Linked DNA regions of Homo sapiens: all the other regions are linked to region 1. The links are chromatin contacts, found by Hi-C or POLR2A ChIA-PET in ENCODE. All regions are on one chromosome and are shown on one strand. Each heading gives the region's core, a stretch centred on a gene start or an enhancer-like site at or near the end of the contact. The rest is flanking DNA. Distances are from core to core; before and after follow the strand shown. Region 1 overlaps CAV2-DT (CAV2 divergent transcript). Region 2 overlaps MET (MET proto-oncogene, receptor tyrosine kinase). Region 3 overlaps MET (MET proto-oncogene, receptor tyrosine kinase).

Region 1 (4,982 bases), core at 1,408-3,907:
CTCTCATGTATTTCCAAATTTGCGTTACTTAAAAGATGGCCTTGGAAAAAGGTCCTCATGAGTTTGAGATTTTTCTAGTGAATGCCAAAAGAAGTCTTGTTTATGGCCTGATTCTTCAAGGACACAGTATCTTTTTGTTTAGTATGCATCATTTTCAATATGATTTTCATGGCTGTAAAGGGGAAGCACATTATTTTCGTGTATTAATAGAGGCACCAAGATAGAAACTGAGAAAGGTGTGAGAACGTCTGTTATGTTTTCTAGCATTTCATAGTATGAAACCTTAAGACTCACATTATTAGTTAAGCCTTTGTATAATAACAGAAACTCACCTTTTGCCAAAATTATTTAATTATATATTGTTCATACCTTAATTATTTGATGAATGGATAAGGACGACTAGAGGCAATACCGTGAAATGGAATTTTGGGGGCATCTTGCTTACTCTTCGTGTGTCTTACCCCTCAACTAGCATTCGGGTGACCTTATGATTTTTGCTTCCACCCCAAACACACCCTTCCCAGCTACACCCCATGGCGTGCATTGTACCTACGATGGTACAATGCCATCAGCCCTTCCACTTTTAGGAATAGTTCCATTCCAGGCATTGTCTGATGCCAGGAACCTGCCAGGGCAGAAACAGATATGTTGAATGTTAACGTTTGATAGTTGTTTAATGTGTTATTCCTCTAGGTGTATTTCTATTTTTGTATAATAATGCTTGGAAAGGAAATACATACCTCATTCTAACAGGGAACTTGCTATCTGAAATGAGGATATATTTTTGGCAGGAAGTAATTTTACTTATAATATTATATAGTCAACAAATAATTGCATGTATAGGATTAACTGTGTGTGGTGCTTTCAGAAACTTGGTTAGATGACATTAGAAAGGGTCTCAGAAAATAGTATATAATACATGTGCTTAGGACTCAAAAATAAGTAGAAAGAAAAAATTAAGTTACAAGTACTTCCATACTTTCTCCCTCTGACCACGTCTATAAGAGAAATCTGAATTTGTTAGCTTGGTCTTTGTAATTTCTAAGAGATATGTTGAATCTGCCATCTTGGTTCCTTGCTTTCTGTGCCATAAAATCAGAGAATGGGGAAAGGAGAAGCAAGGAAGGGGTATCTGCACTAGAAAGATTTATTCAAGGGGGAAAAAAGAAAGACTTGAGGAGAAAGCAAAAGAATGGAGAGAGGTGAGGAGCTATACAAATTTTGTTTGGAGACTGAATTTAGTGGGAATTGAGAGGAAAAGGGGGAGAGTCTGATATTTAAGACAGATGCAGGGTGCGGGAGATATGGAAAGGAATGGGATAAATGGAATTTTAAGAAGTGTTGCTGTAGGCAACGATTGGACAACCTTTAATATCTTTCAAAAATGCAAACAAATATTGAAATTTCTTTGTGTAACTGCATCATGTTTTGTTTTGTTTTTGTTTTTTGACTTTGTATTCTTCATCTCCAACTCGGAATCAGCCACGTCTCCAAAAATTCATGTGTACTCTTAGTGAATAATGGTACTTTGAAACTGAGATCTGGGTTCTAGATGTGCTATGCTACTGGAATGTCCTTGCTCTTTGCCCCTTCAGCATATACCTACGCTGAGTATTCTAGTGTGCCATAATAAAAGGATGATGCAAGGTACTTAAACTTGTCTTTTGGCTTTGGCATAATGTAGAGTGAGGAAAAGAGAAGTTGTTTTAAATATATGACTTATGACTTATGTATGCTGTTTATTTGTATCTTTCTATAGCTGTGCTGTCCAAAATGGCAGCCACAGCCACATATGGCTATCTAAATTTAAAATAAAAGTTCAGTCCCTCAGTTATACTAACCATATTCCAAGTACTCAGTTATGACATGTGGCAAGAGGCTACTGTACTGGGTAGAGAGTAATAGAATATTTCCATCATCAGAGAAAGCTCTATTGGATAGCACAGTTCGACAGAATGCTGCCTCGTAAGGCAGACAAGTATATTTATTGGGAATTGTGTTTGTTCAGCTGGTCTTCGGAAATCCACAGGTATAGAATTATCACCAACCAGAGCCTTAATTCAACAGACACTGATGTGTATCTTCTTTTGTCACATTGGCTATTTTTCCCATTCATATGACATACTATATAGATCACTGCTTTGTTCCTGTGAAATATCCCTGTGGTTTTAAAGACCCTAATAGTTTGAATGACTTCCACTTATTGCAGACTTCACTATGTTCCAGGCGCTGTGCTAAGCACTTTATTTGCACTATCTCACTTAATCTTTATAACAACTTTATGTTTTAGATTCAATTAGTATTTTATTTAATCTTTACCTCATTTATAACAACTTATAACAACTTTATGTCATATGTACTATTAATATCTCAATTTTACACGTGGGAAAAGCAACATGGAGAAGCTAGGTCACTGGTTCACAGTCCCACAATAGGTGAGGAGTGAAGCCAGAATTAATTGTGGAAGAGTAAAGGTAGTGGAAGAATATGTATTTTTGATACTCCCTATGGGAAGCTTTCCAAATACTAAAACTTGGAAAAGGCATTGTTTTACTTTCATGAACAGAAATGCACCACAAAAAATTACACAGGCATTAGTCACACCTTTTTAGATTTCAGTTATGCATCATGCCTTAGTCACACAAATTCCTGATCTGGGAGTGTTTGTGGAAAAATGTTTATGCCCCCTCCCTCCTTCACCTCTCTCAGATACCAAACTTCCTTTCAAATTCCCAGCTTCTCAATAACAGAGTATCTTCCTAATTCTGGCTCAGCATCACTTTCCACACCTAGGACCCCAACACACATTCTTTACTCTTTTAACAATATAATAAAAAACTATTTAAAGATAATTTACATGTTAATGTCTCATACTAAATATGCATATCCATGTTTTAAAATTGTTTATTCTAAATAGAAGAATTTCTTGGGCAAATGTATATATTCTTTCCTTTAGAAGGTTTCACATTTTTTATTGGCATGTATTGATTTTACTTTTTGCATTGACTGTTCCTCTACCATTACACTTTCTTGTACTCCTTAACATTATATAAAAAGTATTTCAATGGTTTCTGAGCTCTTACATTTAACAGTGGAGTAGAGGTTTTCTTTCCTAAAGAAGTGACCCATCCGGGCCGGGTGCGATGGCTCACGCCTGTAATCCCAGCACTCTGGAAGGCCGAGGCGGGCGGATCGCGAGGTCAGGAGATAGAGACCATCCTGGCTAACACGGTGAAAGCCAGTCTCTGCTAAAAAATAGCTGGGCATGATGGCGGCCGCCTGTAGTCCCAGCTACTCCGGAGGCTGAGGCAGGGGAATGGCGTGAACCCTGGAGGCGGAGCTTGCAGTGAGCCGAGATCGCGCCACTGCACTCCGGCCTGGGCGACAGAGCGAGACTCCGTCTCAAAAAAAAAAAAAAAAAGAAAAAAAGAAGTGACCCATCCGTGAGGAAGCATAGTGGTCAGAGTCCTGAAGCTCAGCGCACAGAATCACTTTCTTGCTGTTTTCTACCCTTCAAATATTGCACTTTCTCCCTATCATAAAATCTGCCTTGGTGGCATCACCAGCTCAGGCTTCATCAGACCTGTTTGGAAACAGGTTAGACTGAACTGACTGCCTAAAGCTCCTTCAGATCTATATTTGTAATAAAGATTAACGTCTGAAAAACATATTTTGCCCAGCAAAGGCAAGCATCACAATATTATTGTGACATGTTTTTTCTTAGATGTTGAAGAAAAAAAGTTTTAAAAGATCCAGAAAGATATTTATAAAAAGAATTTAATAAAATTTCAGAGAATACTAAAAAAATTAGGCATAGTTAGAAATAAAAGTAAAAGAACAAAGATTTTACTGTGGCCTTTGGCCTCAACTAAAAAAAGTGAACTTGCCCTCTTCAAAATGCTCTTCACTTATTATATAGTCGTCATATAAAAGAAAAAAGACTGCAGGGAGATTCCATAGGTTCAAATCACTGAACTCTATATTTAGAGACAAAAACAGGAGAACTCTCATAATTCCAACACGAACCAGAAGTACAATAGTTTTAGAATCACCCAAATTTCCTTTGATATTCAGCTACACGGAGATCTGAAAGAATTTTCCGATCTTACTTATTTTGGAGCTGCAGCTGGATAATTAAACACATGTGGCAGAAACAGGAAGGCCTCATTTCCTCAACATTTTCCCACTCTGCTCTTTAAAGGGAGTATGAAAATATTTTTGTAAAAGGATGGGATTCCCTGGGTTTCCTAATAGTTGAAATGAGTTAGTCTACACTAAAGTGTTACGCTTCTCCCCTCTGGGTAGAGTACCTGTTTCTGTTAATTCAGTTTTCTTTTTTTAATTTAAAGAAATTCTTGGTAATTACTTATTGAGTAAGCATATTAATATGTAAAATGTAGTAGATTATTGTGAGATCACAGTAGGTCCATTATTAGCTATTGAAAGACTCAGAGGAAAAATTAAACAAAAATTAATCACTAATTACCTTCTATTTAGAAGTGGATTTCTACTTCAAAGTAGCATCACCTAACTTAGGAGAATTTATGACTTGTTTTTCATTTTACTTCTTTGCATTTTCAATTTTGCTAATGATGAATTTTTGATATTTGTGTGATAAAAAAGGAGGAAGAACAAGAAAATAAAGCATTTGCCTAATCCATTTTGCTCATGAGTCAAGGAGGGCAGGAGCTAACCCAAGGGCTTCAGTCTGGCCTTCAATACATCATTCTCTCTCATAGATAGGGTTTTTGCCATTTTCATCACCATCTAGATCAGTGTTGTCCAACAGAACTTTCTGTGATGATAGAGACATTCAGTATTTGTGCTGCCCAATACTCTAGCCACTAGCCACATGTGGCTATTGGCTATTGCACATTCTATAATGTAGCTAATTTGACAGAGGAACTGAATTTTAAATTTATTAATTTTTAATTAATTAAGATTTGTATGTCATGTATGGCTAGTGGCTTCCATATTGGGCA
Region 2 (4,982 bases), core at 461-2,960, 330 kb before region 1:
CAGACTTCCAACAAAATTAACCATGTAGAACACTACTTAGCATGTTGATTTATATTTTAAAAAGACTGAAATAATTGTGACAGTAAAGTATCTTGCAGGAAAATCTTTCATTTGTGCACTTAAAGCTTATTAAGTCCCATATAAAGTTTGTAGTAGAGCTGGTTAACATTTTTCAGGCTGCTGCAATTTGCAAGCAGAAAATGAGAAATGGGAGTAGAAAACGCAAGCATGTGAGACCTGTCAACACAGGCGGAGCCAGGAACACTATGTATGTGGAGTACACTGTTTGTGTAATATAGTAATTTATGGCTGTAATTATGGCTTGGGGTCACCAATAAAGACTTAGTTTGTATTTGGAAGCATTCCCTTAAACAGAGTATGCATTTCATCTTAAAAAGATTTTCTCAATAACAGCTAAAATTTTAAGTAATGTTCCAGCATTAAAAAGGGGTAGGTTTCATTTATTTAGGAAGTTCATGTATGTGGAATGCCTCACTCTCCAAAAATGTGGATAAATGAGGTATTACCATACTTATGATTTTTCAATTTTTGGCCAGCGTAGTTTTCTCCTGTTTGTCTTATTTCATTTTTTATCTTTTTAATGGAAGTTGTGGTTAAAAAATAATTATAGTAATGCCTCTGGGTAAAATGAGTCATTACTACTGTAGGTGCCAACATGCTTCCAATAGTTTCCAGAAATGTCACTTGCAAAACAAATATTATAAACCAAACATAGTTATAGTTAAATGATACTCAGTTCATCCAAGAACCTCATTTCTCCTACCCCCTTACTAATGAGGGCTCTGAGGGATCATTTCAGGGGAAGTAGTTCAATAAAAGTCTAGAACAAAACAAATTTTCAGGATTAGGCCCATAATTTCAGTGGTAGCTGATTTTTCCACAAGGGGAAAGTGTAAATCAACGTTTTATTATAAGCTATTTATTAGGTTGCAAACCACAAAAGTATACTCCATGGTTAAATAAAATGCCACTTACTGTTCAAGGATTTCACAGCACAGTGAATTTTCTTGCCATCATTGTCCAACAAAGTCCCATGATATACACAACCAAAATGCCCTGTGCAAAAGAAAGAACTTGGTTAGCACTGCGTAACATTTAATTATGAAATAATTATTTATCAAACCCTTTATGAGCTTCATTTTATTCTTTCTTCTTTCTATACAGCAAAAGAGTACATTTAAAAAATACTTTTAACAATACCACTATAGGTACGTAGGTGTGTTTGTAAATATATATGTAGATGCAACACATTTCACCCAAGGATATAAGCAATGTGATTATTTAATTCATGAATAAGTTGTAGATGATATGACTCATATTAAAGCCTAACCTAATAAAATATTCAACCACAGTGGAACCACTGAAAAGGTGAGTAACATCGGCCTCATCAAATAAATTTTTTTAAAGGATGACATAGTATTTTAAAATATGAAAATAAAGTTAACCCACATGAAGAACTATAATAAAATAAGTTCTCTATATTCTAATAAGCTGAAATGAAATAAAAATGTTACCATTAAAAATAGGATTAGTATTATAGAATAAGGATTTCCCCATTAGTCACTGGTTAATACGTAATCCAGGTTGGCAGAAACTGAAAGGCAGTTGCCCAGATGAAGCAAATTCACCCTGACTCACTTCATCCAGTTCTCTCTGGCTTTAACCACATCATTTTCCCAATGGTAGCCTTTTATCCAGTGGCAGTAATTTCCCCCAGAGGTGCCAAATGTCTGATAGCTGTGTAAGTCATTCACTAATTAATTCATCCAGCTGGCCAAGACACCATGAGTGCCTAGTATGTGAGTGTCAGGCATTAGGCTGCCCTCTACTAATGCAAAGAAGAATAAAATAAAACTTATGCTTTTGAGTGCTCCTATTCTCCTGCAGAAAAACATATAAATACATAGTAGCTAATATTTATAGAGCTGTTAATGATTATAACTTCAAAAGAGAAATAATTGCCATTTTAGTACCTTTCATGATAAAAAATTCTAGTTTTCCAAATGTGTAGAATTAGAACACAATTAGTGAGTCCACACACTCTAAAATTGATGCAATTACTGGGATTTATAGGCCTATGACAGAACTATATATTACTCTGAAGAGAAATGGAAAGATGTTTGTTAACAGTGAAGCCACTCTTGGGGAAGAAGGAGCACACAAAGGATTACGCTCTGGGGTGTTTGACAGAAGAATGTGTGGATGCTACCACAGGAAAGTGAGAAGGCCTTGTGTTCATATAAGGGAAATCACGCCATCAGCTTCTCTTGTATCACACTGGCAGATGCCTGTACAACCTCTTGCAGCACATATAGAATAAAAGGGATCAGAGGCCATTTAGTATTAAGGGTAAAAGCTTTTTAGAAAAAAAAAAACAACAAGAAGAATGAAGTTCATTTCCCGGTTTTTGATTGGTTTCTTTTCCTGCTAAATATTTCCACAAATACTGTTTATGCTAGCTGTTATTGCTGCTTTGGCTAGCTTATTACAAATATTCATTTATCTTTGTATAAAGAAATTGGAGTGCATTGTAGAGATGATATATGTTGCTTTAGATCAGGAGAATGCTATAAATTCTCTGTCTTCTGATGCTGTCCAGCAGTGTACAAACTGCTATAAACCAGGCTTCATAGAGTTTGTCACTGTTCTCAGGGTAAAGAAAGACTGGAGAGAGATTGAATAAAAATACTCAAAATTAAAGGAGTGATATTTATTTATTTATAAGTATTTATTTTTTTGACATGGAGTCTCGCTCTGCTGCCCAGGCTGGAGTGCTGTGGCACAACCTTGGCTCACTGCAACTTCCACCTCCTGGGTTCAAGCAATTCTCCTTGCTTCAGCCTCCCCAGTAGTTGGGATTAAAGGCACCCGCCACCACGCCTGGCTAATTTTTGTATTTTTTTAGTAGAGACGGGGTTTTGCCATGTTGGCCAGGATGGTTTTGAACTCCTGACCTCAGGTGATCCACCTGCCTCGGCCTCCCAAAGTGCTGGGATTACACGTGTGAGCCACTGCGCCTGGCCCTGAGTTTTAGAAGAAAGTAAATGGCACCTTTGAAGAAACTATAATTGCTAGTACACACAGGACGAGGACGAATTGTGATTTAGTTCTAATATATTTGGGGGATTATCCAATTGCTTCCATGCACAAGGGCAAATCCCCACGGATATGATTTACAGGGCTACATTTCTATAGAACAGAAATCAAGTACACTTGTTATCACTGCTCTGTCAGTTGCTTTCACCATTGTCTAAGTTCCTAATCTGCAAAGGCCAAAGATAAAATGCTTACTGGAAAATCGTATTTAACAAAAAGCTGAGTGGAAATACTTACCTCTTCCTATGACTTCATTGAAATGCACAATCAGGCTACTGGGCCCAATCACTACATGCTGCACTGCCTGGACCAGCTCTGGATTTAGAGCACTGAGGTCAATGTGGACAGTATTTTGCAGTAATGGACTGGATATATCAGAGTCCCCACTAGTTAGGATGGGGGACATGTCTGTCAGAGGATACTGCACTTGTCGGCATGAACCGTTCTGAGATGAATTAGGAAACTGATCTGTAAGATGAAGGAAAATTATTAAAGAACAACAGTAAAACCTCATTTAATGGGGACTGAAACAGGAAGAGCTTTTATAATGGAATTAGTTTGATAAAAATGATAATAAATTGGGAAAAGATACTAAGTTATATATACAAGCATTTCATTAGATGTTTACAGATTTTCATTTAAGTAGACTAAGTATTAATTTTGAAAGCTTTTTACCCTCATTTCCTTAGACATTTCTCTCTTTATCAATAGCAAAAAGCCATGCTTATGGTTTATTTTTGAATATACTATGTCCTTAAGAATGGAAGCAGTGGTAGCAGCAAAGGTAGTTGAGCAATTGCCTCGTCTCACAAAAATCCAGCTCAAATATAAGAAAATGAAAAAGATGCCTTTTGAGACACTACTATTTGTTAATGGAATTAATTACTATTGTGCAAAACCTATGGATTCCTGGCCAAGGGAAAAATACACATATGATTAGAAATAAATAATGGCTATATTCCCAAAACTGAAAGCTTTTCACATTAGTGGTAAATTCTCCACTGTGCAGTGATGGCACTGGATTTAGTGTTACTGTTGTTTAGAGAAGGCAGGTTAGATCTCGGTTAGTGGACCATCCTTGTTGTTTAGTTAAGGACACTATGAAAGGGGTAAGCATTCTTTATAAGTTGATCTTTATAACCAAAGCTCTGTAAGAACCTCAGGCAAAGTTCCCTTTTGCAAGGAGAATTTTTTTTTTTATTTCAGGGGAAGAAATGGTGCTGATAGTCAATTTCTTAATGCCAAATAGGGCATTTCCACTTTCCCTTTCTCTTTCCACTGGGAATTCACACATATCAAGGAGGGGGCATCATAGCCACAGCAACTGACATGAAGATAAACTAGGCATAGTATTGAAATGTATTAGTATGTAACACAGGGAGAAGGTTATGTGGGGGTTCCTCATTAGCACCAAAATGTATCATTTGTTTGCAAATAAGCAGGAGAATCAGAATCTGAGAGAAGGGCATAAAAAGAATGCTGTTAGTACCTTGACTATTCCTAATCCCACTTGAGCATTTTTAGTATTTTCTACAGTGGACAGTTTGATTAATAATAAATGAACTTGGCCAAAAGTGGTTCCAGAAAAGCGTTGGGCATCAATTACAGTTATAGTAGACACTAGCCAGAAAAAAGACAAGAGCAACCTTTAAAGAAGGATGTGGAACATCAGTGAAGTACCTGAAATGTTGGGTGAGTGAGGAAGGAAGGAGCCTAGCTGGGTACTTGCTCCCTTAATTCCAAGGAGTCAGGGTCTCTAAACCTTCCCCAGGGGATTGGGAATGCCAATCAGCCTCTCTAAACTCAGGTCTTTCATTCTCACTTCCTAAAGCCTTTGCATCTGGAGATCAGGGCTCTAAATGCTT
Region 3 (4,982 bases), core at 1,582-4,081, 260 kb before region 1:
ACCCCTTCTTTCTCGGCCAAGCAAAAATAAAAAAAATGAACACAAAGAAAGGTGAATATTTCTTTTGATGCCTCACACATCTTTTTACACCTGTATTTCAAATCTTCCTGGTCTGTAAAGATGACTAAAACAATACTGCTTATGATTCAGTCATACTTTGGCAATTCAGATGGTCTCTGTTTATCGTGTGAACACATAGATTTCTTTTGAGAATCCAAGTTTTTATATCAAATAAAATCAACACTATTGTTTATGATTTGCAAAGCATATGCTTAGGTACAAAGAAGCATGACAAAGTGCCTTCCCTACAAGACATAAACTTATTTAGATATTTGTGTGATTAAATATGTATAGATGAACAGGATTAAAATGAAACAGAAAGGCAACATGTGTCTGTAGGTAAAGATGAAGGCATTGCCTATAAACCGGAACAATATAAAGATGGCACTGACTGGAGAGCACTCATTTGTACATTCATAAGTGCTCATGATATCCTTGTGAGCACTTGTCTCTCCTTTGGCCCTCCATGCACATGATTCTCATGAGAAGGAAATGGTCTAAAAATGGATGCAATTGTGCAGAGTACAGTGCACAGAGGCAGAAAGACAATGTGACTTGGGATCACTTCAGCATCACATTCCCTTGAATTCTATTAATGTTTATAATTTTGATAGTTTCAAAAGAGCTTATTTTGTGTGTTCTCAGATTCTTATGTTTCTCTTGGTCATAAAACTTATTGGTAAAAGGACAATCCCCTCCTCCCCAAAGAGGAACATGTTCTTCTGACAAACGGGGTCCCAAGGGTTGGCCATAGAAGGAAGAAGAGGGAAACAAGGAAGAAACAACCTGGCCTATGTAAGAAACAGTGATTTTCAAAGAAGCTGATTAAGGTGACAGGCCAGGAAAGGCAGTGAGTGTGAGCAGGATCTAAAGTATGTTCTTAGCTTCTAGTAATCTACATATTATTTTCTTCATATGAAGAAGAACCACATAATAAAAAGTAACTTAATTCATTTAGAAATCAAAAGAATGTTTAAACACATTTACTGCTGTTTATTTTAAGGCAGGAAATGTTTTAAAAAGTTAAATTCTCCAGCATTGTACTACTTCTTGCAATGTTTTTCTAAGTGTAAGATAGTATGCACTAATGACCACAAACCACTTAAGAAAGCTGATTTAATGTAGCAGCTTGTAGTTAAGATGTAAAGCTTGTGAAATAAGTAATGACTATTAGTTTATATATTTAGTTTATATATTTGCCTGTGTACTAAAGACGTATTGCTTTTTTAAAGTTTTAAGCTTTATATAAAGGTTAGCTTTCACCTCCTCAGGACAGCCTTTTGTGACTCAACTACCAAATTTAGATATTCCCTCTCATTTGCATTCACAGATGTTTATTTCCCTCACAGCACATTTCATAAATTATCATGATGTATTTGTTCACTGGTGTGACTGAATGTTTACTGTCATCTTCACTAGTCTATCTGCTTGTTGAAGACAGGTACAGTCTAGCTCATTCTCCATTGTAATACTATCAGGTTTAGAGACTAAATAAATATCTGTTGAATTTCTGGTTGAATCTTGGTTACATGAATTAATCCTTTCCTCTGTCTCCTGCTGAAAACAATGATTACAAGGTTTTGGCCCTTTTATGCACTAAATAAAATGGTTAGGCTTCTAGCACTTGGCTTAAACTAATAAGATGAAAGAACAAGCAGGTAATGTAATTAGCTTAAGATAAATGGAAAATATTGCACATTTTATTGTCAAGATATTTTTTAGAGATATTAGTTTTCGCTATTGACTGCTACTGCATTAGTGCTTGTAATCTCCTTAGTGCATTAGCACTAAATACTATTGATTCACTCAGAGCTAACAGACCAATTTAATCTGTGCATTTTCCCCATTTCCTGAGCATGACTTCACCTATAGTTTAGTTAGTAGACTGGTTGCTAGATGCAAGTGTTAATCGGACATTTTAAAATTTAAAACATTGTTAGAAAATTTAATATCATACAAATTTACTTCTTTGATACACAGACACAAATTTTAACTAATCATGAATAACTATATATTTTGAGATGATGACTCAGCAAACTTAATTTTTATAAAATCAGCCTTCGAAGAGAATGGTTTACAAATCAAAACTAACCTTAATTCTCTCCTTTTATCTAGGGCACGATTTGAAGTATCATCTACCATTTTAATGTCCTCTGACTGATGAACATTTTGCTGATTTACCCAAATAAGACAAATGAAGTCAGACTTCACTCTGAATTCACAATGGTTTTTTTTTGTTTGTTTTATAGTTATACTGTTCATAAATCATTTTTCCCCATTTGTGATCACCAAGAATGGTTAAAACAAAGCTTTGGTCTAAATTAGCATGCAATTGCTAGACATTTTTCTTTCCTCTTGTGGGGAGACTGGAAAATATTTTTGAAGTATATATGGGTAGCTACACTTTGTCTGCTCCAACATTAGACTAGGTCTAGGGTGAAGTGCAGTAAACTGCTTCCCAAGGCAGAGTGAGGCTTTTAGAATAGGAAGTCAACATGGCTCAGCAAGTAATTCACATGCAAATGAACCTGCCTGGAACATTTTAGTTAGAAAAAAATATGTAATTAGCAGACTGGAATGTATCCAGGATCCTAGATTCGGTTACCACATATACTATTTAAAAAAAAAAAAAAAAAAATCAAGGGAAGGAGTTTTAATGACTTCAGGAGTAGCTGAGCCCTTGGTTTCATTTTCCTGATAACGAGCACTTTACAGTCCTCCCTGGACGCTGGAGATGTGACTTAGGGCACATATCTGGGCTCTGAATCATTCTGAACTCTGTGTGCCCACTGAATCAGTGTCTGTGCCAACCCATGAATAAGCAGTGGCAGAAATTCCTGGAGGGTCTTCTATCCAAATTCTGATGGGTCCCCATTTTTCTTTTTAGACTGAGGAGATAAGAACATAGGGTGGGATGGCCACTGATAAGGCAGAAGTCTGAAGTAAGGATGTAACACCCAAAATGTGAAACAGTATTCGGAGTAAAAATATACATTATTACTCAAGGAGGTTCATATCCTTATCAATGCAGCATCCCACATGCTTCCAGAAATCGCTAATCATGTTTATGTCAATGAAAATATCATGTATCAGAGTTGTGGATTCAAAGATTTTAATTAACATTTGGGCTTTACAAAAATCAACTTTAAGATTTATTTCATTTTGTACAAACTCCTTCCCGTTTGCGATATCAGTTTTATCAGATGAATCTCCGTGTAGAAATCAACTACCTAAATAAGACACAGGTTATAATGCCACCTGCTTGAAAGGACATTAAGAATAATGTCAAATTAATTTAAAATGCATGCGGCATAGTTAACGCTTCATTCCCCACACAAGTGAGAGATATTATCAATCATATCATGAATTAATATAACCCACGGGTAAAACCTACCCACAGTTTTGGTGACAGCTTCAGCACTGTGTTCTCTTGCTATTAGGTTATAAAAACATCATGCCTTTGCTTTTTCATCTTTCCTGGGGTAGAGAGACTTGTGAATGAGCCATGTAATGGTTTAAAGAGCAGTCAGCAAGAGGAAGGGAAAAAGCAAAAGGAATTAAAGGTTCATTTTGTAACATGTTTTCTAACACCCCAAGGGTGTGCCCAGTGATCTCAGGGGGCGTTACAAAATTCTGGAAAGAAACTAATTTTAAATTTCTTTTAATAAAATAATGCAATATGCCACTTTTCGTGGAATGAGTAGCATGGATAATTAAAATAAAGAAGTTAGGAAGCAGTGACTCCCTGAGCCTATGAGAGGATGAAGTAGTGTCTAGGAAAGAAAAAGAAATGAAATGTAAAATTAATAACCTTTTACTTACATTTTTTAAAAAGTACATTGAATCTTTATACCTCAAGGATTTTCTTTCTTGCAAGATTTTGCTTTGGTAGCTATTACATTTGGCATATGGCCAAGATATTTAATATTTAGGTTTGAAAGGCTGTCTAATATTAAGAATGAAGAATCCTTAACAACATTTTTCATATTGGATAACATTTTCTCATTTTTGAGCACAATAAGTAAAAAACTCTATAATCTGGCTTCACATTTTTCATCCCTAATACAAAATACATTCTCTTGAGAGTGCTAGATTGTTGGAATAAGGCATGCCAAACCAGTATAATCACATGGATGTTATTTGTAACATTGACTCCACATTCACAGTTCAAGTGGTGTGGGAGATTATAGATATATGGCCTATAAAAGTTATAAATCTTTGTTTATTTTATTAAATATTACGAGACATGCCCTGAGGATGACAGATCAATAACGGTCCTTGTGGTTTCCTGATGGAAGGCTGCAATTATTTTCTTCCATTACAACTTAAATGTAACTCGATTTTACTCATCTATCATCTTTATAATCATAATAAAGAAACATCACTGTATGTTTATTTTTCTGCCTATTCCTATTATTCCTTGTTTGCATCTTGTTTTGATTTTTGTCCTCCTTTAAAATTGTTCTAATCACTTTGCTTTCTTCCTTTGATGGCTCTGAGTAGTGACTCTTTAACTTTGGCATTCTGTGAAACGGAGATGGAAAATTACTACCTTAAGTTTCCTTTATTTTGGGAAGCAGTTGGCTACTCTTTGAATTTGAGTATAAATGATATTTAAAAACAAGGAAGCCCAATACAAACAACCTATGAGGTTGACTTTTTCTAAAACTGCATTATCTGCAAATTCTTGAATGCAAGATATGACAAAGTACATAAGAGTAATATCTTAGGTCATGGATAGTTAGGATTGAAAGTGAGAGGAAGGAGAACAATTTATACCTTCTAACTTGACTATAGTACAGTTTTGATTCAATTGTCTTTCTCCCCATCCTCTGCCCCCTCAAACTACCACCACTCCTCACCCCATCTCTTTTTTGGAACTATTATAATCTTAAGAACAACATAACACAAATTAACCATTA

The links. A loop is a pair of places that touch in the nucleus more often than their neighbours do. ChIA-PET counts read pairs that join two places held with the same protein, here RNA polymerase II (POLR2A). Pooled maps may share reads with other maps.
Region 2: a map of PC-3 shows a loop between it and region 1 (2.5-fold over the local background). The contact joins two enhancer-like sites. A Hi-C loop is called at or near these places in 1 of 168 maps with a recorded cell type or tissue (PC-3). POLR2A ChIA-PET finds 5 or more read pairs at or near these places in 2 of 52 experiments (Panc1 and endothelial cell of umbilical vein).
Region 3: a map of PC-9 shows a loop between it and region 1 (3-fold over the local background). The contact joins two enhancer-like sites. A Hi-C loop is called at or near these places in 1 of 168 maps with a recorded cell type or tissue (PC-9) and 1 of 50 pooled maps. POLR2A ChIA-PET finds 5 or more read pairs at or near these places in 2 of 52 experiments (BJ and MCF 10A).

Annotation. Positions count from the first base shown.
Region 1 is chr7:116,440,891-116,445,872 of GRCh38, reverse strand. All of the region lies in intron 1 of CAV2-DT (CAV2 divergent transcript), which reads left to right. Among named protein-coding and RNA genes, the nearest start is that of CAV2-DT, 56 kb to the left of the region's middle. RefSeq lists an enhancer at 2,196-3,395. Within about 2 kb of position 2,657, at least 10 of the 41 ENCODE cell types and tissues checked have a DNase peak (open chromatin) inside an H3K27ac peak, as active enhancers do; they include PC-3, PC-9 and endothelial cell of umbilical vein, where a contact is called at or near this core.
Region 2 is chr7:116,773,484-116,778,465 of GRCh38, reverse strand. MET (MET proto-oncogene, receptor tyrosine kinase) reads right to left here. Exons shown (of 21, transcript NM_000245.4): 15 at 3,355-3,585; 16 at 997-1,077. Among named protein-coding and RNA genes, the nearest start is that of CAPZA2, 87 kb to the left of the region's middle. RefSeq lists an enhancer at 1,240-2,439. Within about 2 kb of position 1,710, at least 8 of the 41 ENCODE cell types and tissues checked have a DNase peak (open chromatin) inside an H3K27ac peak, as active enhancers do; they include PC-3 and endothelial cell of umbilical vein, where a contact is called at or near this core.
Region 3 is chr7:116,704,605-116,709,586 of GRCh38, reverse strand. All of the region lies in intron 2 of MET (MET proto-oncogene, receptor tyrosine kinase), which reads right to left. Among named protein-coding and RNA genes, the nearest start is that of COMETT, 19 kb to the right of the region's middle. Within about 2 kb of position 2,831, at least 10 of the 41 ENCODE cell types and tissues checked have a DNase peak (open chromatin) inside an H3K27ac peak, as active enhancers do; they include PC-9, where a contact is called at or near this core.